Regions from separate parts of the Mus musculus genome. Here region 2 is linked to region 1. The links are chromatin loops, found by intact Hi-C in ENCODE. Cell type or tissue: left cerebral cortex. All regions are shown on one strand. Links, peaks and the distances in the headings refer to the core of each region. The heading gives the core; the rest is flanking DNA. Region 1 overlaps Tet2 (tet methylcytosine dioxygenase 2). Region 2 overlaps Ppa2 (pyrophosphatase (inorganic) 2).

Region 1 (8,335 bases), core at 336-8,335:
ACTTTCCTTTTAGAAGTGCCTAACATACATGCCCCAGGTTTTAGTAACTAGCACTCATTTCATTCCATTTAATCTAGTCCTGGAAGTTTACAGTTTTTCCTCCCTGACTCATTCAGTGAGGTACTTGTTCTCGTCCAAGAGTTATTGTTCAGTTTCCAAGTGTTTGTGTCGTTTCTGTAGGTTCTCTTGCTATTGATGCTTGAGTCGATGGTGATCCAATAAGATGTGAGATGTTATCTCAACTGTTTGTATTTATTAGAGTTGTTTTCTGGCCTTAAGTATTTCATTGGGCAATCTAAGGACTTCTGAGAGGGGGCGTCTCCTGGGTGTGCTGGAAGTCAGGGAAGGGACAGCAGGAAGACCTGCACATGTGGAAGGTCTGCTTCCATCGCTTCAAATCCTGCAGAAACAGGAATTCTGTGCAGATAGATGGCCGTTACATGGCTGCAGAAACCGACCCACCTGCTGACCCCAGGCCATCAGACCCTAGTTATTCTCAGTTGATAATATTGCCAGACTGCATCTCTCTGTGCACTTCACTGTCTGAGGGGAGTCTCCTATCCCCTGCATTGCCCAGCTTGTCTGAGACCAGCCAGCCCCTTCCCCACCTGCCCCCACCCTCTACATCTCCATAGTAGCCTCTCTGGCTGTGTCACACCCTCAGGCTACAGTAAGTTGGCTCCCCAGTGGATGACCCCTGTTCTCATAGCTCAGTTTTATACAGTAGATGCTCTCTCAGCAAGACCCCTGTCTCGAGTCCCATAGAATGAGTCTATCACTCAAGGAGTCCTTGTCTCATGAAATCTTATAATCAGATGTGAGTATAGTGTGGGCTGAGGGTTTGTTCTGAGAGCAGAGTGACCATTTCTTTTCCCTAGGGGACTTCTCTTTCCTGTCCCCAATGGAAAGCCACGTGTTGGAAGCTGTGTTAAGGTTGCTTCATTTTAGCATGTCACCCTTTTCTATTTTCTTTTTTTTTTTTTTTTTTTTTTTCTTAAAAGATTTATTTATTATTATATGTTAGTACACAGTAGCTGTCTTCAGATGCACCAGAAGAGGGAGTCAGATCTCATTACAGGTGGTTGTGAGCCACCATGTGGTTGCTGGGATTTGAACTCAGGACCTTCAGAAGAGCAGTCAGTGCTCTTAACCACTGAGCCATCTCTCCAGCCCCCCCTTTTCTATTTTCTTAACTCAGTACTTTTTAGCTGCCTGATCTTTACTGCTCTGAATCTTTATGAACGTGGGAAGCTCTTCTTTGCCTTTTAATTTCTCCTTTTCCTATTGTCCTTTCCACAATCACTTGGACCACATAGCCTGGCCCCAGTTTCACCTCTACTTGAATTTAAGACTTGTTTTCTGGTCTCTGCCTCCCAAGTATTGGGATTAAAGGCAGGTACCACTACTTGCCAGGCTGACAGTTATATCCTGAAGACTTCATGTTAGGTTATTTTACATACTTATTTTTGCCTATATGTAAACTTTTATATTTGGGAGACCAGATTCTATTGGTTGCCCCTCCCCCCTTTCTTTCTTTCTTTTTTTTTTTTTTTTTTTTTTTTCGAGACAGGTTTCTCTTTGTAGCCCTGGCTGTCCTGGAACTCACTCTGTAGACCAGCCTGGCCTCGAACTCAGAAATCTGCCTGCCCTTGCCTCCCAAGTGCTGGGATTAAAGGCGTGCGCCACCACTGCTGGCATATTAGAAGCCTTCTTAGTTTTAGGACTTTCCACTGAAGATGCACCATAGCACGTCACCTTCTTGGGCAACATTGGCTTTCACTCTCAGTAGACATTGTATGCTCTTTGGCTGTGTATGGATGGTGGTTTCACAGTGTTACTAGCTCTGCGGGAGCACAGAAGAGGACCACTGCCTCTGGGAACACTTGTAGTGCAGCAGGCATGTTATGGACAACAATGTGTGTAGCACAGCATGGCCAGCCTGAAGTGCTTGTTCTGCCAGTCACTTGTGTTCCGATAGCAGGAGTCTGCACCCCTCTGTGGCACTCATTCCTAGATCTGCAACAAGTGTATTTAAAACAGGACTGGGGGCGGGGTGGTGGTGGTGGTGGAGGTGGTGGTGGTGGTGGTGGTGGTGGTGGTGGTGGTGGTAGCAGAAACTACACAGACAGGTGGTAACTGGAACCATAATATTTCTTTCTGTACTTTATTGACAATGGCCTCCTAGAAGTGGGACCACAGTCAGAACCATACAAAGATGTCCTCTTGACCTTCTTTGGACATGGAAGATTCATGTGCTTCTGAAATCGTTTCATTCATTGGAAAGCAATCGGTCAAACACAAGAACCCATGGAGGCCACCTGTCACTCCAAGGATAATGCCTAAGCAGGGAGTTAGGGTCCCGTCCACTGAGCTGAGCTCTGAAGCCAGTCACTAGAGGAATCTTCTAGCATGAGGCAAAGGACAGAGCAACAGATTCAATGTCTTCACAAGGCTTACAAATGTTTTACTTAAATGTTCACAATTCCTACCTGAGTCTCACCATAGCTATGATGGGCAGCACGCAGTGTGTTGATCTTCCAACGTTCAGATACTGTCAGGCTAAGTCCAAAGCCGGGTGTTGTCATTAGCATTAGACTTCATAAAGCTCCAATCATGAGACCTCTGTGGGACTGGAAATCTGTCTCAGTGGTCTAAGGCATTTACTGTTCTTGCAGAGTGTGATTCTGTTCTCAATATCACATGACGGCTCACAGACATCTATAATCTTCAGGACCAGGGCATGATGTCCTCTGTAGGCACCAGACACAACCCTGGTGCATGCATCCCCCCCACACCACCCCCCACCTCCACCCCCATCACACATACACACTCAGGCAAAATGTCTATACACATATAAAAGGTTTAAAGCCACTGTGGCTGGGGATGGTGGCACATGCCTTTAATCCCAACACTCGGGAAGAAGAGGCAGGAAGACCTCCAAGTTTGAGGCTCATCTAGCCAACATATTGAGCTTCAAGACAGCCAGGATTACATAGAAAAAAAATCCGGTCTCAAACAAATGGCTACCATGAGAAGGGTGAGAGCGGCACGTTAGCTCAAATTTCTCCCATGCAAAAGATCCAAGCAAGGGATCTGTCACCTTGCCTATGAATCCTCAATCCTGTGATTTTTTTTTTTTTTTACCTTCATCCAGAGGGGGAAAGCAAGGTACTTTTCTGTCACCATTATTTTCCCCAATACCTAAACAGAATTCTCACTTCAGCTCCAATTAAGAACTAATTAGAGAGTAAAATGTCAGGTTGAGTAGACTAAGCATCATTGAAGTAGCAGAAAGAGAAACTGTAGAGAGCAGTCATGGCGTGAATATGTTAGGAAGAGCAGCTCCTTTGGATGAAAAGCCTGGTGCAGACAACCAGAGAAACCTGTGAGAAATTACCTGCTGAGAGCAGTATTTAGACAGGTGGCCTAAAGTGTATTCACAAAGAACCTTGGTTCTGAAGCACACTGCTAAAACTGGAGTAATATAAGTTGCAGTTAATTCCTTTCTAAGTATCCTTTGTGTTCCTTTTCTCCAGGAGGAAGGGAGGGGTGTAAGCAGGGAGCACATGAACCCGCCCCTTCCCCCCACCTCCAGATGTGCGATAGAAGTCAGGAAGCAAATGTTTCAGGAACAGGCTTTGTCCTCATCTTAATTCTGGGGAGAAAGAGGTGCTCCCAGAGCTGTCTTGGATAGAATACTCACCAACAGATGGCTTTTAAACCACCACCAACACCAACTTAAGTTCTGGGGACGTGAGGGGTAGGCAGCTTATTCAATCAAGTCATTCCTCGTGCATTGTGGTTCGTAGGCAGGAGTTAAAGCTAACGTAGAATTATCCCATGTGAGCACTGTTGGATTTTAAAGCCACTCATGGCCCAGGGAAGCAGTAAGTTCTAGAGTAGAAGGGCAGCTGTGTGCAGGTTTGCTCTTGGCAGTTCTAAGGAAACGGTAAGGGACCAATAAAACTCGGTGAGTGCTGGTCTCTGTCATTTCCAGCTGTCTATTCAATCAAGGCTCAACAGCAGGTGCCACTAGCTCCTTTTGTAGTGTGCCAACACACCCTGCCTCTGAAGTTTGGTGGGATGATGGTGGAGAGGGAGCTAGCAGGAGAAGCTTTGGAGGGTCCTCATCTTTGACTGCTCGATGATCTCGAGAGAGTGGGCAGTGGATTTGTAGACATTCAGGCAGATGATGGGTCATGAAAATTATGTGTCCTGAGGACTCAAGTTTAAAAAGTTATCAAGCCACAGCTTCTAAAACAGTGACAGGCTGCCGCCGTTCATGGCAAGGCTGGCCTGGGACAGTTCTAGACACATCTGTCACTTGAGTTCAAAGTTACTAGGTGCCTGGCCCATGCTTCTGCCACTAGAATCAAATTTGGCCCTAGACCAATAGAAAAATATGGAAGAGCAAACTCCTTTATTATCCGCGCGATGCACTTGGGAGTCAGAGATGAGGACTGCCAGGTCTGGAGTGGCACGACAGCCAAGGCTACACAATGATAGCCTGTCTCAAACAAAACAAACCAACCAAATGCCCTCCATTTTGGGTAATGTTAGGTTGTTTAACTATGCCCTATGGATATAGTTTCAGCAGAGTGCAGCGAGGTTGCAGACTGGCATGGCGTGAATGCAGAGAACTTGTATGGAGTTGGGGCAGTTCTGTTTCAAGCTCCCCAAAATTACATGGGACAAGTATGTCTGGTACTGCTAGGGCAATCTTTCCCACAAACACTTATGGAAACCTCTGATAGGCAGAAAGAGGAACATGAACAGGCTAAGATTACAAAACAGGGTCAGATGGCCTTTCATGGTTATGTACAAAAGAAGTAGGCTGAAAGTGAGGAGATGGCATGGTGAGTAGATCTGACTGAGAACTTTAGATTTAGGTTACCATGTTTAAGAACTATGCAAAAAGTATCTTGTAAAACAACAACAAAATCGCTCCATTCCATTTTACCTCAATTATGGAACAAAAACCTCTGCAACAGAATACTTGAGTGCATTAAATAAATATAAATTTTATTAAAAACACTCACATGGCGTTATCAGGAATGATATAATAAACAGCTTTAAAATAAACTGCATTCATAACATTACAATACTTACAGTATTTATAACCACCCTCAGATTGTATAAACAAAGCCAAAATCTCAGGAAGTAAGCTACATTAAAAAATAAAGCATAGAAAAATGCACACAGAAGTTCATTATCTTAGTGTCAAACTGCAAAAAAACAAAAAACAAAACCAAAAAAAAAAAAAAAACCCTAACAAGTTAACCAAACTACCTTGTAAAGTGAACTATACATCACTGTGCGTCAATCAAGATGAAAAATTCATTCAAGTAATGTTGACACCAAGCAGAAGCACTTGTATCGAGTATGGCTATGTAGTCAAGCTGTTCCTATAGAAGCAAATCACAGATCTGCCTCCCACTTGATCTAATGGACAGAGGTGGGATGTCACTGCCTTCCTCCCTACACCACCCATCCTCTCAAACCACACTTACTACTCCTGTTGGCCAGCAGTTTGACAAATGACAGTGGGTGACATGTAAAGCAAATATTCCTTAGGGATGGCTGGCTCAAAAAAAAAAAAAAAAAATTGCCAAGCACACCTTGCAGGAACCTGATGTGGACTCAACATCATGGTTTGGAAACCTTGTGGTTTTTGTTTTTGTGTGTGTGTGTGTGTGTGTGTGTGTGTGCAAGGCAGACATTCTGAAAGTTTTTAGTGACAAATGTGACTGATGGTAAATTACAAAGGTCTCCACTGACGCAAAGCTATTTGCAAAGCTAGTAAGCAACACTGTATTTAGGCCACAATGTAACAACAGTCCTATTGCACAGCACACCACCAGCTTCTAGGACTGTCCAGCTGCAGTCCAAAGCTGTCCTCGTCACTAGATCAGAAGCCATTACCGGCGATGTCTTGTACCCCCCATCTCCCTCTGCCAGCTCAGGGCTTCCTATTTTACACTTTTTACTCTGCTGAATGCCAACTCTCCAAAATTTACAATTGAAAGGTGACAAAATTTATAAAATTAGTTTTCAGTTATCAGTACATATACAAGCAAACTACGAGGGATTGCAATCCTCTGAAAGCGAATATATTAACCGACAACTTTGCATAAACAGATGACATGTTAGCATAAGGAGAATGAGCTGAAATATCCCTGAATTTTTAGAACAAAAAGTTTGAGATTCAAGTTATACTTGCTAAGAAATCAAGTATTTAAAAATGGTATGTCTTAATACAAAGATTTAAAAAAAAAAAAAAAAAGAAAAATGGTGGTCTACAATGCTCTAAGCCTCCACTGTTAGCTCAGTATCCCATTGCCTAGCTAGTGTTGAGGTATGACGACAAGTAGGAACACCACTCCAACTTTGAATGGATTCTTAGCTCACATTAAGATCTATGTGGAGCAATCTGGGTAGCACCATCGTGATGTGAATTTTTCTTCAATCTCATATATTATATATATATATATAATATATATATACACATATGTATATATTTAATTTTTTACAGTACTAAAATACTAAAGCATTGCATTAAAAAAGGTTGTTTTACAATTTAATTTACTATACAACTCTTTTTTACCTTTTAATACAAATTAATGTTTAAAATCACCATAAACCAGCTGCCTATTCTCTTTCGGTTTTTGTTGGTTGCTCTGTAACCAGTAGAGTCCTATGGACTTAACCATGTCTTCTCAACTTCTGCGGGTTTCAGTCCACTCAACCTTCCTGGTATATATAACACTTAGCTAAGAAAAGACACCACAAAGCATGTAATGAACACAAAGGCAGCCTGCTGTTCTGAAGAACATACAGGTCTGTGTGTGGGACAACATGGACTTAAGTGGGCAAGCTTTGCTCTGTCTGCAGCACCAAGGCTAATTATCACCTGCAATTAACAGACGTTCTTAAGCTGTATACGCAGGAGGGATGAGCTTGCCCTACCACCGTTTTACAGGATAGCAAGTAAGGTGAGCACCAAAAACTGTTATTTGTTTTCTGTGGACTAGCATATCCATTCAGCTTCGGTTTGGATTGTAACAGGCCTGATACTGCTCATCAGCCGATAGTGGCTAAGAGCAAAGCAAATGTTTCCTTAAAAGGAAACAAAACAAAACCACTTTTAATCCTAAATGAAAGTAAACTTTTTTTTGTTTTGTTTTTATGTTTTAGTACCTTAGCATTGCCCAAGTTGCCAAAGCTTAGGTAGGCAAAGTGCTTTTCTAAGACACAACTTAAAATATTTCAGTACACATGTGTAAGTGTGCATATCTATACATTATAGTCCTACAAGGACATCGGTGGATAACTACAATCCAGAGGCCTTTGAAATGTCCACATTTTAAAAACTAAGCTGAATAATTAAGATAGAAATGTAAAATCAGAGGTACCCCAGTGCCTCCAGGGCCCTCGACCACACTGGCTAGATGATAGAAGGCATTGATTTTTCAGCTATTAAAAACACCATTTGTAGCACCATTTAATGTTAACACCCAAACAGATTCAGTGTTTTGCCATTATTCACTTAAGCTTTCTGTAGCTACTTTGATAAATAAGTTATTAAGATTACAGTAAAAAACCTGCATGTTAAAAAGTCTTAGTTCCAGTATTTCTTCAGTACATCATACGTCAGCACCAGATGATCCTGCAACTGCTCTACTACAGCGCTGTGTCCCACGGTTACACACGCTGAGTACTAGAAGCAGTTACGTGTAGAGTGCTGAGGGGCATGGCACACGCATGACCTCAGCCAATAAGAGAACCAGTGGTTTTCAAGACAAATGTCCAGCGCTTCCTTCCCACTGTGCCCTTGCATAGGATGCTCTTCCTGAATGCCACCATGGACCACGGGAGAGATTAAATATAATGATAAAATAAACTATTTTGCTGGTGAGCTGACAGCCCCCCCCCAATAAACATACACACAAACACACACTGCATTTGTCACAGATGCTGTGACCTGTCCCTACGGCCCATGCCATGAAAGACATACTGCTCACAGGTCGTCCTTGGTGGTCTGGCCTAATGGCCAGCGTCATACAAATGTGTTGTAAGGCCCTGTGACCTGAGTGAAAGCATATGGTGATGTAGTCACGGTAGAATCCGTAGTCACAGACCCTGTGTTCTCAGCAAGAGACTGGATGAAACGCAGGTAACTGGGTTCCTGTGGCCCTGTGGGCTCACGCTTTTCCTGTTTGCCATGATTTTTCTGAGACACGTGGTCTGATCCATTCTTTCCGCACTCTTCCTCTTTCCGGGCCTTTTCAGCCATTTTGGCTTCCCAGAGAGCCAAACAATGTTTTGGTAGAAACAA
Region 2 (8,335 bases), core at 248-8,247, 140 kb before region 1:
TTTTTTTGTAAATAGAAGCTGAAAGTACAGCATGTTTTCTTTATTACATTTCTTGAGTAGTGGGTGGTTACATTGTTTGAACTTAGTAAAACTCCGGGTGAATAAGTTCCTGTAAATTGGCCCCTATCATGGGACTTGAATCGATACATTGGAACATAATAGCTACTATGTAAGCATTTAAAGATATGTTCATTTGATGTTAGAATCCTATAGAATCCAAACGTGAAATGGAAATCTTGTGATTCATACTGTCGGTAAGATGCAGCACTCAACAGTTGTCTCAGTTTTCTGCTGACTCTCCCTTCATCCTGGCCTTTGTGTGAGTGTTCTCTCATTTCTGAGCTCTAACCTTTGAAATGCCTCAGGATTCAGTTCGTAGTGCATGTCTCTGCAGTGTCTCTCTGCTCTGGAGTTGGCCAAGCTTTCTGTAAGGGAAATATTTTAGGTCCTGTGAACTGTGCATCTCTGTCACAACTGCTCATTTGATGTGTTCTGGTACACAGCCATCAGCAACCAGAGTCTAATGAATGTTGGAGGTCCCACTACGTGCCTTAGTGTTGGAGGTCCCACTATGTGCCTTAGTGTTGGAGGTCCCACTACGTGCCTTAGTGTTGGAGGTCCCACTACGTGCCTTAGTGTTGTGGGGTCATCCATTTGGTGGTCATGGAATCCATTTTACTAGCTGTGCTCACTAGTGTTCTGTGGAGCCTGGTGTAACTTCAGTGATGTGTCTTCAACTAACTTCTACTCTCCTTCCCCTATAGCCTACTTGCCCCTTCTCTTACCTTTCTCCCACATCTGGGTCATTGGCATCATATCCTTTTGGGACATAGCCAGCTCAACTTTATAGTTTTTTTTTTTTTAAAGATTGATTGATTGATTTGTATATGAGTGCTTTATTTGCATGTATGCCTGCATGACAGAAGAGGGTGACAGGTCCCATGGCAGATGGTTGTGAGCCATCATATGGTTGCTGGGAATTGAACTCAGGACCTCTGGAAGAGCAACCCAGCACTTCTAACTGCTGAGCCATCTTCCATCCCCAGCTCAACTTTTGAAACGTAGCCAGATGACATTTTTCTCTCAGTGCTGCCATCCTTGTCTCCTCCTTTGCGTCACCATCATCTTCAGCTGATCAATTGCAATAGCCTCCAGATTCTCTCCCTTTGCTGTACCGAGGACGCACCATCCCTTTTAAAACGCACAAGCTCCGTGGAAACCCAGGGTTCCTTCTATTTTACTCCAAAAAAAAATGCCAAGGACTATGTCAGGAGCCGAGGTTCCTTACAGTCCGATGCTAGACACTGCACCGATTTCAACATCTACCAGTTTTCGGCCTTTGATTGCTGTTCCTGCCTGGCTGTCCTCGCTGGTGTTTCTCAGTGTCTGTGTTGCATTCTCTCCATATTGCTTCCTCCAGGCTGCTGTTAGACGCTGCTCGTGTGGGCCACACCTCCTGGCCGTCCAGACTCACCGTTATTCTCTTTTTGTGCCTCGGTCTGTTTACGTTTTTTATCTTGCAGTGCTTGCCCTTCATGCTGTAGTTTATACAAATCCATCACCTGTCTCCCACTAGAATATAACGTGCATACGAACAGGAAGTTAGAATCTGTATTCCTAGCACCTAGAATGGTATCTGGAAAAGCGTTCTCTGTGTTCTCTATGTGTTCTCTGAATAATGAGCAAATGAATTACTGTAAGGGAGCCTAGGATATAGGAGAAAAAAATAAATCAGAAACGTGAGAATTTGAATATTTAAATATTAATGGGAGCAGAGAAATAGTTCATTGGTTAGAAGCACTTGTTGCTCTTTCAGGGGACCCAAGTTTACTTCACAATAACTTATAACTCCAGTTTGGGGAATTCGATGCCCTCTTCTGAGTTCTGCAGGCAGCAGACATTCATGTTGTACACACATGTAAAAGACACCCAGTATCATAAAAATAATAAAAAGCCAAACATTTGAGTATTCTCATTCCCGTGTGCTCTTCCTCAGCTGTAGAGAGGATCTCTTCTTGTAAGCATCATCGCCTGTCAGTAAAAAAGCTTGTGGCCAATGAGCTGAGGTGGAAGTAGGAGGTAGGACATGCATCAGGGATAGAGGGAATTCTGGGGAAATAGAGGCAGGGGAGATTCATCCCGAGACAGCTGTAAACCAGCGGGTCGCTGACCTCAGGGTAGAATCAAGGGGAGAGTTGTCCCAGGAGCTCTGAGGAGACAGATGTAAGAAGATGAGGAGAAGAAAGCAGCCACATAGCTGGACTCAGGTTAGAGTAACAGAGATCATAAGTTAAGAGCAAGTCAGAGAATCAGCCAGAGCCCAGGGCCCAGGCGTTTGTGAATAATAATTAGTCTCGGGGTCCTTGTTGTGGGAGCCAGGGCTGGGAGGAAAAACTTGGATTTAGTTTTTACACTCAGCTTTACCCATGCCTGTCACGTGTCATACAGGAGTTACCTTGTTGCCAGGGTAGGGAAGGGGGAAACGAAATCGTAATGAGTCATTTATTTCATAACTACTAAATGCCTGTGAGGTGTTAGCCACTTTTCCGTGCAGGGAATCCAATACAGTGTAACAAAGCAGGCAGACACAAGAGCCAACTAGAACACTTTCCCTCAGAATTTAATCCACTTAAGTGCTCATGGCCTGGGGAGGGAGCATACAATTATAGTGAGGTGGGGAGGGAGCGTACAATTATAGTGAGGTGGGGAGGGAGCGTACAATTATAGTGAGGTGGGGAGGGAGAGTGCAATTATAGTGAGATGGGGAGGGAGCGTACAATTATAGTGAGGTGGGGAGGGAGCATACAATTATAGTGAGGTGGGGAGGGAGAGTGCAATTATAGTGAGATGGGGAGGGAGCGTACAATTATAGTGAGGTGGGGAGGGAGCGTACAATTATAGTGAGGTGGCATGCGAGAGGTGTGTTAAGTTATACACCCCTGCTTTTATTGAGCTGAATTCAGGCCTTGCTTATCTGTTGTGTAGTCAATTCTTTTGTAATAATTTTATTAATCATTTACCTTGGCCTTTTACGGGCCTCTTCCCGCCTATACCTGGACCTTTCTTCCTTGTAGGTGGAAGTCGCTGGTTAGCTGTTAGCTCTCTCATGAGAATGGGTGTCAGCTTAGACTAATTCACTTAGTAATGAGTCTCTGTTCAAAGTCAGAGCTTTTCTCCTTGGAGCAGTCATTAGTCTACCTTAGATGTTTTGTGCAGTGGGTGCTTGAAGCCAGCCACAACATTGAATGAAATGGTCTCAGTGACTGAGTCTGGGTTAGTTGGCATATATTTCTCTCAGGCTGCAACAAGTCTCGAAAGCCAAATTAAACTTTTAAGGTGTGAAGTTAGCTTTGCAAAAAGCACACAAGTTCAAAAAGCAGCCCAGGACCTCCTTTCGATAAAGAGCAGCGCGCGCGGCGGTAACTCTGTGCCTATTTTCTTTACAGAGCATGTAGCTGGTCATTACATCTCCCCTTTCCACGACATTCCTCTGAAGGCGGACTGTAAAGAGGTATTGTTTTTACTTGTTTGGGGGATGAAGAACTTCCTGTACACGATATATCAAAATGCTTCACTATTGCCCAAAAGATGCCTTTAAAGTGAAGATGTGGTTGGCAGGCAGGGGAAGAAACCAAGGAGCTAGAATGGGGCAGTAAGCCTCTGTTCTAAATTAAAATTTGTATGAGGCCAGAAGAAAGGGAGGCATTTACAGACTATGAAGTTTAGACTGCAGTGAGAATTGAAGTAATATGGGAGATTAATCTGCTTATTTTGAACCACAATATAGTTAGCATTTGTGGGTGACTTCTGTGTGCTGGCCACCATGTGAACGTGTTATTTTCTTTAACACACGTAAGTTGCCGTCACAACGTCCAAGGGTCATAAGGTAGCGGGCATTTCATTGGTTTGTGTAGCAGCCTACAGCTGACAAGGGTCAGAGCCAAGTTTGGAACCGGCCTTTCTGACCATGGAGTTCCCTCCCCTTACCACTCCGAAGCAGAAATATAAGGCTGGAAAGACCTGGCGCTTCATTAGCTTCTTTCTCTCTTTAAAAGTCACTTGACAGTTGGAAGGATGGTGGTGAGGTGGGCGTGTCAAAGCCACTGCTGAAGGGAGAGCTGAGAGGGCCTGAAGTTTAGGGACAGCTAGGCCAGTGCCCAGCGCTGGCCACGTGACAGCGCAGCTCCGAGGGCAGCTGCTGTTACCAACTTACTCGTTGGTAAGGTTCCAACCCTTGCCCTGGGTCACAGATGTGGGTAGAGGTCGGTGTGGGACACAGGTAGGCACACATCTGTGTGCATCCTGCCTATGGACTTTGAGGAAAGGACAAATCATAAGACAAAAGGCCAATACCTTCTAACGGTGAGGAGATCCACACACACAGTGTTTATATAAGCAGCCTTCCCTATTTCTGAGCCAGTCATGATTACAATTTTTGCTCCTTGTATTTGAGGATGTAAAGTTTTCAGAACAAGGATAGTGTTTCAGGGCAGCATGACTTGGGATAATCATTTCCTGTTTATTTTGGTCCTTTCTTAGTAGTCACTTTGGTGTGTAAGTTTTACATAGAACATTTGTGAATGGCGTACTCCGTCTTCCCGCCCCACCATGCACTCCGGCTTAATTTAAAAGTACTTAGTGGTAGCGCTGTAATCACACCTTGGTAGAATTCACAGGCGGGAGGTACAGCCAAGCACTTTCACAGCTTGTTAGTCAGGCTCCCAGGAGTTTCATTTCAATAATGAAATGACTTTTTGTGACGCAGTCACTGGAACCTGCCGGGATCTCCTTAAACACTCAGCTGAGCCTTTGCTTGCGCCAGACAGACGTGGGAAGTTACGTGAAAGAGCTTTAGATTTTCCGATCATTGACTTTCAAACACTTTGGCCGTCTGTTCATTTGAGGCTGGGGGTGCTGAGGGAGAAGCTGCCCAGGCGTTACTGGTAGGTTCTCTGTTGAGTCTGGTTTCTAGACAGTGGCTAGTATAACACACATATGCAGTGGGCATGTTTTTGTCCCCATGTTGTGCGTCATACATTCCTTTAAGTGTTCCAATCATAATTATCATCTTTGCTCTTACAGGAACATGACATTCCCAGGAAAAAGGCACGAAATGATGAATATGAGGTATATTTTAAGGTTTTTATTGCTTGGGTCATGTAAAAATTCACTTTGTGACTCTGCTGTTTATGTGTACATGTGCACATGCATGCAGGTCAGTACTCAGGGAGGCCAGAAGAGGGCGCCAGATCCCACTCAGATGGCGGTAAAACCAGGTGGCCTGGGGCATGGGAAGCCAGCTTGGGGTCCCCTGGCAGGGCAGCCTGCACTCTTGACCACAGAGTCATTCCTCCAGCCCATCCTGTCACTCTCTACAGTCTGTTCATGACCTTGATATGTTTGCATTCTTAAGCTGCTCCTAATTTTTCCCCTGCAAGACGTTTGTGTGGTCTGATAGTTTCTTCCCCATGTCTTTTTAAGGAATCTGGGGACAGTCTCACCATTTAACCTTTTTTATAGTGTTACAATATTCATAGCATAAGGTTCACTATTTTATCCTTTTCTCACATAGATATAAGCAGGCTCTCACCTACTGAGCTGTCCTTTCCTGCCTCGGTTTATTTCTCTTTCACATTGAGCTAGAAAGAGTGTCTTTTAGAATTAAGGCACAGCAGTCTTTTGGAAGTAGAAAAACAGATACAGCAGTTACATGCTAAAATACATTAATTCCAAATGTGTCTTTTAATCATGTGCCCCTTCAGTTCCTACCTAGGACCAACACGTTTGATTGGCCCTTTGCCCATCTCTTGCTCTGGGTGCTCTGGGTGTTTCCCTGCTAACCTTTGCCTCCTTGCCCTTCCTCCGGCTCCTTGCCTCCGCAGCTGAAGTTCCTGCCCCCAGCCTACAGAGGTTGTCAAATTCCTACACCATTTGCCTGCAGACCATATTCTGTTCTCCTAAAGCGGTCGTCAGACCACCTGTGAAGCACCCACACTGATAAGCCTGCAGCGCTTGTTGAAGGTGTAGGGTCTGGGCCCTTTTTCCGTCTCTGCTGATGAGAGTCTCTGCTCCATGGGGGCTGGTTAGTCTGTGTTTTAGCAAGTGCAGTTCCAGCGTGAGAAAGAACCATGCTCTAGATGGGAGGTGACACACAGTCTACTCGAAGCTTTGAGGTTCCAAGAGATGGGGCATGTTAGTCTGAAATAGTCTTTTCAGTGGGGAAAAGTATATTCCAAGCTCAGAGTGTCAAATTAAAATGTAATTGTTGTAACGCAGATTATATGTTGCTGACTGGTTGGTGTTTATCTGAAAGGTCATCAGAGAAGAAAGGAGGGAAATCTCTCTGTTTTTGTTTTTGTTTTTTACCCCCATGTACATGAAGTTCAGCGACTGCTTTGTCATGTGTCATTAGTGCTTCTTTTCCATTTCTTTCTGCTATCTGCCACCTGTTCCCCAGGGGAAAAAGAAAAAGAAAAGGACTAAAGGAGGGGTTAGGTTCCCCTGACATTGTGGACTTATGACGAATGCCAATCTTCAGTAAACAAGACAGATCCTGGCTTTGATGAGTTACAGGAGAGCGCTCTGCAGCCAGAAAGAAGAGAGGCGGGTAGCATGAGCCCCGGCCATCAAGTGTAAACGGTGACCAAGAGTGTGGCTTGCAAGCTCACATTTTGAACTTGTTCCTAATCTGTTGCTCTTTTGACCCAACTAAGATTGTATAGCCATTAGGCAGCCTGGTCCCCTCTGTCACCTCCTTGTATTCGTCTGTCTACATTTGTTCTCTTACAGCCAGGCTTTCAGGGATGAGTGAGTTGTGCAAACATCTGCCATCTCCTTAGGTTCTTCTCTTTAAGAGCTTCTCAGACACATTGAACCAGGCACGAGGTCCCTCATGGAAGACCACAGAGGATGAAGCGGGACAGAGGGCTGAGTATGAGGTCGCTGCCGTAGGTGTGAGCTGTCAGCCTGAGCTACAGTTATCTCCTCTGGGGCTCACGCTCTTACCTTACAAACCATTGTCTTATCTAGAAAATTTTAATTTAAAAAAAAAGCGCTACTAAGTGGCATTCTTTAATTACTAGCATCTGTTTCTCTAAGGAAGTCCCAGAATGTGGGTAACCCATGCTTTAAGCCAGTTCGGACCTTATATTAAGATTCCTCAGAGAGCTTTTAAAAAATTAGCAGTCTCCTGGCTTTGTCCTGGTTGAGCTGGAAAGGTAGGAAGCAGGCCCTAAGCAATGTGGTTTTGGTTTTGCCTACTTGTTTGTTAAAGCTCACCCAGTGATTTTTATGTGTGCAGGGTAGAGAGCTACTAAATTTTTGCTTTCCTAATCTGTGATAAAAGACTAGGCTGGCTTGTGTGTATTTGTTGTAGCTGAATACTTTTTTAAAACACATCAGAATGAATGATGAGACATACAATCAAGCTCTAATATTTTGTTAATTTTTGAGATTAGTTACATTTCTCTCTTCCCTTTCCTCTCCTCAAACTCCTATATACCCCTCCCACTCTCATAAAGTGTGTGTCCTCTCCTTTCAATAACTGATACTGTGTGCATGTACATACATACATATATATATACACACACACACACAATACACACACATGTATGTATGCATGTATGTATGTATAGGTAATTATAACCTGCTCAGTCCACATGCTGTTACTTGTATGTATGTGACATTTTCAAGTTCCAGGGCTGACCGTCATTTGGCACTAGACAACTAATTAATGTGCTCCTCCCTGTGGGAGGGCCACCTCTCCTGATCCCTGCTTTCCTCGGTTGCCTGAGGTCATTGTGTAGAGTTGAGGCCTTGTGTCATCTCCCACCCCACCCCACCCTACCCCTGGTTCACTTTTGTTCACCTCACGCTTGGGCAGTCATGTTGATGAGACTTCACGCCTTAGCTTCTGACATTACTAGGTGACAGAGTCTCCCATCAGACGTCCTGGGCCTCTGCTGCTTGCTGTCTTTCTGCTCCCCCTTCTCAGTGCCCCCCAACCCTTTGGCATGGGAGTGTGTTGTAGATGGACAGACATGTCTACAGAGCTCTAATTTTTTTCGTTGTTGTTGTTAGATTCAGTAGCTATACACATTACTCTCAGTTAACTGCAAATGCTTCTAAATGCTCAGTTAACAGTCACAGACTGGCAGGGGACTGGGCCTTGCTCTGGGTAACACTGCTTTAAACTGTTGCTTTCCCGTGACTGATTCAATGTTGCATTAAACACAGCATCCTTACCCTTTTGCAAGCTGCATTTAAATGTTAAGACTTACTCTTTGTGAAGCAAGCTGTGGGAATTGTACTTACCCGCCACTGACCTAGTCTGCCT

What was found. A loop is a pair of places that touch in the nucleus more often than their neighbours do. Peaks named below come from ENCODE experiments on the same cell type or tissue, not always from the same donor. Only the 100,000 strongest peaks of a DNase experiment are listed, where the experiment ranks them.
Region 2: it touches region 1 in a loop (2.0-fold over the local background); 3 of 42 quality-filtered maps call a loop at or near these places.

Annotation. Positions count from the first base shown.
Region 1 is chr3:133,458,681-133,467,015 of GRCm38, forward strand. Tet2 (tet methylcytosine dioxygenase 2) reads right to left here. Exons shown (of 11, transcript NM_001040400.2): 11 at 4,997-8,335. The coding sequence ends at 8,057. Among named protein-coding and RNA genes, the nearest start is that of Tet2, 82 kb to the right of the region's middle. In left cerebral cortex, for the core only: no CTCF peak of the experiment used is centred there; a DNase peak (open chromatin) is centred at 3,753.
Region 2 is chr3:133,317,490-133,325,824 of GRCm38, forward strand. It overlaps Ppa2 (pyrophosphatase (inorganic) 2), which reads left to right. Exons shown (of 12, transcript NM_146141.2): 2 at 3,447-3,511; 3 at 5,083-5,127. Among named protein-coding and RNA genes, the nearest start is that of Ppa2, 12 kb to the left of the region's middle. In left cerebral cortex, for the core only: a CTCF peak has its summit at 5,238 (motif pointing right); no DNase peak of the experiment used is centred there.